Regions from separate parts of the Homo sapiens genome. Here region 2 is linked to region 1. The links are chromatin contacts, found by Hi-C in ENCODE. All regions are on one chromosome and are shown on one strand. The core of a region is the stretch at or near the end of the contact, and the rest is flanking DNA. Distances in the headings are between cores, read along the strand shown.

The links. A loop is a pair of places that touch in the nucleus more often than their neighbours do. Pooled maps may share reads with other maps.
Region 2: a map of CD8-positive, alpha-beta T cell shows a loop between it and region 1 (24-fold over the local background). The contact joins the promoter of LYRM4-AS1 here to the promoter of EXOC2 in region 1. A Hi-C loop is called at or near these places in 3 of 168 maps with a recorded cell type or tissue (CD4-positive, alpha-beta memory T cell, CD8-positive, alpha-beta T cell and naive thymus-derived CD4-positive, alpha-beta T cell) and 7 of 50 pooled maps.

The regions. Positions count from the first base shown.
Region 1 is chr6:690,574-695,452 of GRCh38, forward strand. EXOC2 (exocyst complex component 2) reads right to left here and starts at 2,566. Exons shown (of 28, transcript NM_018303.6): 1 at 2,446-2,566. RefSeq lists enhancers at 1,893-2,779, 4,209-4,717 and silencers at 2,186-2,255, 2,266-2,325.
Region 2 is chr6:5,001,388-5,006,266 of GRCh38, forward strand. LYRM4-AS1 (LYRM4 antisense RNA 1) reads left to right here and starts at 2,429. Exons shown (of 4, transcript NR_126015.1): 1 at 2,429-2,572. RPP40 (ribonuclease P/MRP subunit p40) reads right to left here and starts at 2,650. Exons shown (of 8, transcript NM_006638.4): 1 at 2,493-2,650; 2 at 714-858. The coding sequence starts at 2,615. RefSeq lists silencers at 2,251-2,500, 2,631-2,760.

The sequences.
Region 1 (4,879 bases), core at 1,316-3,815:
GCGCCTGTAGTCCCAGCTACTTGGGAGGCTGAGGCGGCAGAATGGCGTGAACCCGGGAGGCAGAGCTTGCACTGAGCAGAGATCTCGCCACTGTACTTCAGCCTAGGCAACAGGGTGAGACTCTGTCTTTAAAAATACAAAAAAGATTCATAATTTCATTACAATTACTTTTAAGTTTGTGTATTCATATCAATAATAATTTTTGACTAATATAAACATACTCTAAAGCATATGATTAGAAGTCCACACTATCACCATGTGATTTCAGCAGGCAGTCCAGAAGGTCCAAGAACATATTCCCCAGGATCTGAGTACAATCAACATCCTAGTACACCGCTTAGCAGAGTGATCAATGAATGTTATTTCCCAGTTTCAAAATCCTCTCAACAGTGACCTAAAATTCATCCATTCAATAAACATTTAAGCACCTACTATGTGGCAGACGCTGGACTAGGAACCCAGGCTGGATTAAGATGCGTAAACTGGAGAATGAGTGGAAAAGTAACTGAGAGGACACCTCTGTAACCAGCACTTCCTGTATGGCCTAATCTTGCTGCTGCTTGACACTAGAAATATTAAAAGTTCTTTGCTAGAAGACTATTTTTTCAGTACCAACTTCATTTCCCATATGATTCTTACATAATGGGCTCCCAAGAACTTAGCAAGTTAATAACCATCTTTTAGAAAAGTAATACAGTTGACCCTTAAGCAACATGGGTTTGAATGAGACAGATCCACTTATACACGGATTTTTTCAACAAAAGTTGCACTGAGTGTGCCTGCATCTCCCACTCCCCTTTCACTTCCTCCATCTCTTCCATCTCTGCCATTCCTGAGAAAATCCCTCCTCTTCTTCCTCCTCCACAATCTACTCATGCAGACTATGGGGATAATAACCTTCATGATTCTCCACTTTCATTTAAAGAAGAGTAAATACATTTGTTGTGATTTTAACATTTTCCTCTCTCAGCTTACTTTAAGAATACAGTATATAATACGTATAACATACAAAATACATGTAAGTCAACTGTTTATGTATCAGTAAGGCTTCTGGTCAACAGTAGGCTATTAGTAAAGTCCTGGGAAAGTCAAAAGTTACATGGAAATTTTTGACTGCGTGGGCACCCCTAACCCCAGTGTTGTTCAAGGGTCAACTGTAGTTCAAAATGGCATTCAATACAGGAAATTAAATACTTGACAAGAAAAAAAGATCACTTTCTAAAACTTCCAAGAGTTGGTCCAAGTCACACTGGGGGAACTCTGCTTCTCTGCTTTAATTTATTAAGTTTCTACTTAGACAAACAAGTGAACATGTAAGTACTAAGCACACATCACCCTCTTTCTATTACTACTCTGGGAATCGCCAACTTTTAGCACAAAAAAATCATCTTTGAGAAGATTCTGGCTTTCAGTTGATTTGTCATTAAAGGAGTCAGTTACACAAAGCATGGGCCAGTACATACTAACATTCATAAACAAAACATTATTATGCATTAGAAGACAGATCCACATAAGCTCAGAAGTAACTTTTCAATATTGCATAGTGCACACAAAAAGATTTAATTAAAGTGTGGCTAACTTAGAAAAAATATTTTTTAAGTGTTCCTTGTAAGTTTACTCACAGATTCATAAAGGCATCAGACTTAAAATTTCTCAGACTTATTAGTATGTTGACCTTTGGCAGATTAAAAATAACTTACTTCCATTCAAAGACGAGTTCTTTCAAGAACTATTTCTCGGAATTACTAAAGTGTTTTCTTAACAATCTTGGGATACAGGGTTACGCATCACCAGGCTTCCAGGCTGCTGGTGTGCGGACCTGGAGCCGGCGCGCAAGGTCTCAATGGCAGCTACAACAGGACCTCAGGCTCTTTGCTCAAGCACTCTGAGCCGCCGCTCCCCTATCCGTAAAATGGGTCACACGGCAGCGTACATACACCCGCGCGAGGATCAAGTACGTGCACGCAAACGCTGACAACAGCGGCAGGCGCCTTTTAAGCGCTCAGGACAGCCAGAGCGGGATGCACGCCTAGGCAGACAGGTAACACCCGCCTCGCGTTCACTTTTCCGGAGAAATTCTCAAATCTCACGGAGTGGCAACTGCGCAAGGGCGAAGCGGCGCAGTCTGGGGCCAGCTCCAGCGGGCGGGGCCTGGAGTCAGCCCTCTGCAGCCCACGCCCCTCACCGGCGCAGGTGGGGACCGCGGGGGTGCGAACTGGCGGGGGTGGGCGCGGAGCCCAGCAGGCGGCTGACGGCGGGGATGGGGGCTGCGGGGCTGGGAACCGCGGGGGGTCGCGGGGCCCCGCAGGTGACCGACGGCGCCAGTGGGCGCGGCTGTCCCTTCACCGCTGAGGCCTGGACGGACGCCGCAGGCGGCCACCTCCGTGCAGCTGACGTCCATGTCCCGCTGGCCTTCGGCCAGGCCCTCCAGCCTCCCACACATACCTCCAGCCGTCCTGCCGCAGCTCACGGCCGGCACAGACAGGGCCCGGTAGGTCTCGCCGAAGACTCCGCGGCCGCCAGCCGCCGGCACCTCACTTCCGCCCGCCGCGAGCGCCGAGCGTGTAGATCCGCCTGGCAGTCGAGCGCCGAGTCCTCGATGGGCGGAGCCTTCAGGGGAGGGTAGAGGAGGGGAGGAGACCGGCGCGGGTGCTGGAGGTCAGCAGGGGCCGTGGGCGGTGGACGCTGGAATGCCTTGGGTTCCGAGGGACCCAGCTGCCTGAATGGACACGAGTAGGAGGTTTTTGCTGGGCGTCTTTGCGGTGGCGGGAAGCGGTGAGGGAGGGAAAGAAGGATACAAGCTCAAGGGGCAGGCCGGGTGCACCATCCATCCCCGTGCCCTCGGGTCATCTCAGGGAGACTGTGGGATGATAGTGCGTTTGTGGGCCACAGTTCACAACGATGGGCCCTGCATCGGGTCAGAGGACCCCTCCGGAACAGGGGGATGCACAAGGTCAAGAGAATGCATGGAATCAGAGGGCTGCACCAGGTCAGGGGGGCTGCACCGAGACCAGAGGAAGCATCAGGTCAGGAGGATGCACTGGAGTGTGCATCCCCAGGGGGCCACACTGGGTAAGGAGGATGCACCAGGTTAGGAGGCAGCACTGGGTCAGAAGGATGCACTGGAATCAGGGGACTGTACCAGGTTGGGGGGCGTGCCTCAGGTCAGGAGGAGGCACTGGGGTCCGGGGGCAACATTGAGTCAGGGGCAGCCCTAGGTCAGGAGGATGCATGGGGTCAGGGGGCTGCAGGGGTTTGAGGGCTGCACTGGGTCAGGGCGCCATACCAGGTCAGGGGATGCGCAGGATCGGGGGAGATGCCCGGGGTCGTGGGATGCTGGGGGTTGGGGGGATGCTCGGGGTCGGGGAGTTCTCGAGGTCGGGGGATACTCGGGGTCAGGGGGTTCTCAGGGTTGGGGGGATACTTAGGGTCAGGGGATGCTCTAGGTTGGGGGAAGCTCGGGTTCAGGGGCTATGGCCAGGGAGGAAGGACAATCAGGAAAGTGGGGGTAGCGGATTCTGGAAGCTAAATAGTTTCAGGAAGGAGGAATTGATAGCCAATGTTCAGAAGTACTGTGAGGCCAAGACTCCAGAGACAATTGAGTTTGGCATATGCCAGTCATTGGCATCCTTGACAAAAGCAGTTTCAAAGGAGTGTGGGGAAGCTACATCTCGTCAGAGTGGACTGTGAAAAGAATATTAAGTGAAGTGGAAAAAAGTAAGTTTCAACAACCTAGGTTGGCAGATTTAGCAATAAAAATACAAATACCCAGTAAAGTTTAATTTCAGATAAACAACAAGTAATTTGTAGTATAGATATATTTATCACTAAACTAATGTTGCATGGGATATACTTCTACTAAAACATTGTTTTGAGAGGTGACAGCGTGCTGGCAGCCCTCACAGCCCTCGCTCGCTCTGGGCACCTCCTCGGCCTTGGCACCCACTCTGGCTGTGCTTGAGGAGCCCTTCAGCCCACCGCTGCACTGTGGGAGCCCCTTTCTAGGCTGGCCAAGGCCGGAGCCGGCTCCCTCAGCTTGTGGGGAGGTGTGGAGGGAGAGGCGCTGGTGGGAACCCGGGCTGCGTGCGGCACTTGCGGGCCAGCGCGAGTTCTGGGTGGGCGTGGGCTCAGCGGGCCGGCACTCGGAGCGGCCAGCCAACCCGCCGGCCCTGGGCAGTGAGGGGCTTAGCACCTGGGCCAGCAGCTGCTGTGCTCAATTTCTCCCCGGGCCTTAGCTGCCTTCCCGCGGGGCAGGGCTGGGGACCTGCAGCCTGCAGTGCCTGAGCCAACCCCCCCCGCCATGGGCTTCCGTGCGCCCGAGCCTCCCCGACGAGCGCTGCCCCCTGCTTCACGGCCCCCAGTCCCATCGACCACCCAAGGGCTGAGGAGTGTGGGCGCATGGCTCGGGACTGGCAGGCGGCTCCACCTGCGGCCCCGGTCGGGATCCACTGGGTGAAGCCAGCTGGGTTCCTGAGTCTGGTGGGGACTTGGAGAACCTTTATGTCTAGCCCAGGGATTATAAATACACCAATCGGCACACTGTATCTAGCTCAAGGTTTGTAAACACACCAGTCCGCACCCTGTGTCTAGCTCAGGGTTTGTGAATGCACCAATCGACACTCTGTATCTAGCTACTCTGGTGGGGACTTGGAGAACCTTTGTGTCCAAAATCTGTGTCTAGCTAATCTCGTGGGGAGGTGGAGAACTTTTGTGTCCAGCTCAGGGATTGTAAACGCACCAATCAGCACCCTGTCAAAATGGACCGATCAGCTCTCTGTAAAATGGACCAATCGGCTCTCTGTAAAATGGACCAATCATCAGCAGGATGTGGGTGGGGGCCAGATAAGAGAATAAACGCAGCCTGCCCGAGCTGGCAGTG
Region 2 (4,879 bases), core at 1,179-3,678, 4.3 Mb after region 1:
ATAAGTCGCCCCAGCAGTGTCAGAATGAGAGGAGCTACTGGTAACTAGAGTTCTTCATATCTTCACTGGAGAGGACACACATGGGGGCTACCACAAGATAAGCATGTGGCCACTGTACAGGTGAGTTATGTAGTGTGGGTGGAATCCCTAAAGGCCCTCTGAAATAGTTTCAAACAAATGGCTCCCAGGAATCAACTGAAACAAACCAGTCCAACCCAGCAGATATGGGTGGAAATGGGGTGAGTAGAGGAGGGGTTATGGCTACAAAATCTAAGCAGAAGACACTGGACCCCAACAAGCACTTTGCTCTGTGAACAGTAGCTGTGGCTGTATCGGGAGACCAACCCTCTGAGACAGCTGCTGTGGGACTGCTGACAGCATAGTGTCTTTGCAGCCACATCTTCAACAGCAGTGCATCTGAACACAGACTGCAAGTCTCTCCTCTCCATTAATCCTCATTTTAAGGGGACGGATACTGTCATGTTACAACATCCCCATCCAACACTTGTGGCCAATTGCAATCAGAAACCACCACCTAAAGAGGGTACAAGAAAGAACAGGATGAGAATGCGGGGGAGAACGCGTGTGCACCTGACCACACAGACTATACCACAGGCCCTGTTTGAAACAAAACAACAGCCCTAGCATCGTGATGTGGTCTCCCTACCCTTCCTCATCCAGCCTTGTTCACAGCCATTTCAGGTTTTTCTTACCTTTCTTTATAAAGGTACTGATGAATTCAGGTGTAATTAATTCATGAAGAGGTAAATTCTTCACAAAGTAATAGGGTCCAGTGTTCATGACCAGGTTTTTCAGTTCTTCCGATAGTATCCCACATTCAGGAATGAGAAATGAAACCTATTGGAATGTGTAATACAAACAAGGTCTTACTTCCATGAAGATGAACACCCAGGTTTTTAGGAATGAAACAAAATCATGAAAGTTGTTATTTCTCCACGAGTTTCACTGGAACATAAAAACACGGGCAACAAAACTCTTATGTTAACTTACCTATCTCAGGCAAAGAGAAATCTGACTACTTAAGTTTTTCATTTCTGCATTCAAACGTACAGTACAGGAAGGGGATTGAACAGAATACTTTTAATGGAAAACTCGTGCTTGCATTTAATCTTTTGCAAATTAGCAATGCTGTATATTTTATGTCCTGTTCCTTTCACTATTTTATTTTCAAGGAAATATAGTATAATTGAATATCCCTTGATTTGTTTACCCTGGTGTTATCCTGGAATGAAACAAACTATCTGTCGGGGCATAAGGAATTAATTTATGGACATCCAATTACTAAGAATCTATGTGCAAGCAATGGTGCTCCTGTATGTTTTCATTTTCGAGACAGAAAAATGCAACAGGCGAGTTAAAGTATACATCCCTGACTGCTGTGATGAGCTTGACATCCAAAATAGGTGTTAAAAACAGGGCAGGCTTCAAATGTTGCCACATTGTAAAAGTCATCACTGTCCCAAGGCTCAAACACCAGCCTGTTCTGACTGATCAGGTCACCACTTAACATCTCTGAAACACTGCTCAGTCAAACCTGAGTTATTAAGCTGATCCATTTAAAGTGTAAAATGTTTAATCCCCCATGATAAGGTTAGTTTCTTGAAGTCTCTCAGATATCAAATTAGTTCCAACAACCAATTTAGAAAATCAGTCGCTTCGGCCGGGCGCGGTGGCTCACGCCTGTAATCCCAGCACTTTGGGAGGCCGAGACGGGCGGATCACGAGGTCAGGAGATCGAGACCATCCTGGCTAACACGGTGAAACCTCGTCTCTACTAAAAATACAAAAATTAGCCGGGCGTGGTGGCGCGCGCCTGTAGACCCAGCTACACGGGAGGCTGAGGCAGGAGAATGGCGTGAACCCGGGAGGCGGAGCCTGCAGTGAGCCGAGATCGCGCCACTGCACTCCAGCCTGGGCGACAGAGCGAAACTCCGTCTAAAAAAAAAAAAAAAAAAAAAAGGAAAATCAGTCGCTTCCTGGGCCGAGCCTAGGCAGGATGCTCTGGTGAGATCCACAGGTACGCAGGTGGGAGAGGGATTCAAGCTGGGGAGGAGGCAGTGGTGGGGAGGAGGCGCGAGACCCGCCCTGATTTGGGGAAAAAGCGAGGTGCACGTGGCTGCCCCACAGCCTAACTCCCTGGTCCCGGCCCTGAACCTCGAATCCCTCCCTGGACTCACTCCCAGTTCGGCGGGTTGACACGAGTGAGCAGCCAGAACGCCCCTGACAACAGCTCCCTCCAGACTGGGTACCGCCCCCACGCCCGGCGCATCCTGGGAGTTGTAGTCCTGTAGCCCTGCAAGCCACTGGCTTAGAGCAGTTAAGAGACTACAACTCCCAGCAAGCCGGGCGAGGGCCCCGCCCCTCCGCGTACCGCCGGCGGCCCCGCCCCGCGAAGCCTAGCACTCTCCCCAAACCTCTCTCGCACGCGGGGACTGAGCACGGCCCGAAAAGCCGAGGACAGCCGGACTCACCCTGTAGTTATAGTAGTGCGTCTGCACAAGATGCCGGTGGCGCGACTTGTGGTTGCCGAAGTTGGATTTCTCGCAAACCAGTAAGTGCCGCGGCGCCTCCCGAAGCCGGCGCAGCGTGGCCATGCTCTCCTGGGTTCCTGGTCCTCCCGGCCTCCGCTGGCGGGGCACGCCCCGCCCCTTCCTCCCGCCCCGCCCCTTCCCTCCGGCCGCATACCCGCTGCTGTGCGCCCCTGGCGGCGGTGGAGTGGGGATGGCGGCGCTGGATTTCTGAGCAGTTCTTAGACTTCTTAGGAGCCCACGCAGCCGCTCTTTGGTGGATGTCTGAAGCTGTAAATTCACTGTCCCAGTGGCTGGGAACCTGGCTCTTGCCTTTTCAACGCCACTTTTCCTCCGTCCCCGCCATCCCTTGGAATTGCCCTAAACCCTCTCTGTGGGCCCCGCCTCGGAGCGCCCCTTGGACCCCAGCCTGGCGCCGGCGCATACCTCGGTCAGGCCCCTCAGAGGGACCGCTTCCTGCCACCGTTATAAAAGGAAAACATCGCATGGAAAGGCCCAGTTCCTTTAGTATATGGTCAAGAAATGTAGCCGCACAGTTAAGTAACCCCCTAAGCTGCTTTGGGGGCCACACCCAGCTGCTTTCTGACTTCTCACACTGTTTGGTTCACAGGACTCTGTTACCCATTGGGGACCTCTTGGCCATTATTAACACAGGCCAACAGGACTAAAAGTTTGTATCAGTCCTTCCCAAAACATTAGGGAAGGTTGTGCGGGAAGGTAAAGCACAATTTTTGCCTTACAATAGGACTCCTTTGAAACTACTATTGAGTTCCCTTTTAAATAGCCCTTCAGAACCGCTTTTAATAATGTGTTGTTTCTGGGGGTTAATAGTGATAATTCTCCTAAGTCATTTTTCCATTTCGTTTTTCTGTCACGGGCTTGGAGCGGTTAAGAGACTGCGGCTCCCAGCATGCGGTACGTTACTGATCAGGGCAAAATCAAGTATGTTACTACATGCTTCTCAAACTAGAGAGGCACAGCCCCAATTCTGCACTGGCAGGATACAAAACAGCAGAATATTGGTGATACATCTTCCTGGAACATCAGTTTTTCTATGAGATGTGGAAGAAATGGAATTAAGTAGTTTACAAGGTAAATAATTAAGAATTTAAAACTAAGCCAGTCACAGTGGGTCATGCCTGTAATCCCAGCACTTTGGGAGGCTGAGGTGGGAGGATCACTTGAGCTTAGGAGTTCAAGACCAGCCTGGGCAATATAGTGAGACCCCATCTCCAAAAATAAAAATAAAACTAAGACAAGGCTGGAAAGTCATCTGCCATTATAAACATCAGTAATCTGGCCGAGCACAGTGGCTCACGCCTGTAGTCCCAGCACTTTGGGAGGCTGAGGTGGGAGGATCACTTGAACTCAGAAGTTCACGACCACCCTGGACAATATAGTAAGACCCCATCTCAAAAAAAAAAATTAAAACTAAGACAAGGCCGGAAAGTCATCTGCCACTAAAAACATCGGTAATCTGGCTGAGTGCTGTGGCTCACGCCTGTAGTCCCAGCAATTTGGGAGGCCGAGGCGAGCAGATCGCCTGAGGTCAGGAGTTCAAGACCACCCTGGCCAACATGGTGAAACGCTTTCTACTAAAAATACAAAAATTAACAGGGTGTGGTGGCGCATGCCTGTAATCCCAGCTACTCAAGAGGCTGAGGCAGAAGAATCACTCGAACCTGGGAGGCAGAGGTTGCAGTGAGTCAAGATCTCGCCACTGCACTTCTAGGCTGGGCGACAGAGTGAGACTCTGTCTCAAAAAAAAAAAAAAAGTCAAAATGTAATCTATGACTGAAATGTCACATTTTCTTTCCAAGGAAAAACCTAATGAGAACCTGTTTCCCATTATTTTAAACAGCAGAATTATAAGGCGTGGCAAGTTAATTAAAAAAAACCCTACTAATTTCCTAGATCACAATATGGCAGCTAGATGTTTTATAAATAACAGCTACTAATAACATGTTAAGATGTAAAAGGCTTAAAGCATTGCTTCTTGGTCACCTCATATTTAATGTAATTGTCACCAGACAGTTGCTTTGTGTGTGGTAGCAGTGGCCCAAGACTGAAACATCACGGATGTACCTCTCCTTTGTCGACATTCCAAAACTCCACAAAGTGACTGGTGTGATCCTGATGGTCTACCAATTGTATTTGGAAGCACCGTGAAGCTTTTCCAGCAAACCATTTAGTTTAAAATGTTGCATATTTTGAAGATGCAAAATAAATTCTATCTATGTAAATATCAGCTGAAAAATGTATTGAGAGATATAAACTGCCCTCTTCTCAAGAGAGACCCCACAGAGTCTTGCAGCTTTAAGTCCTCCTCT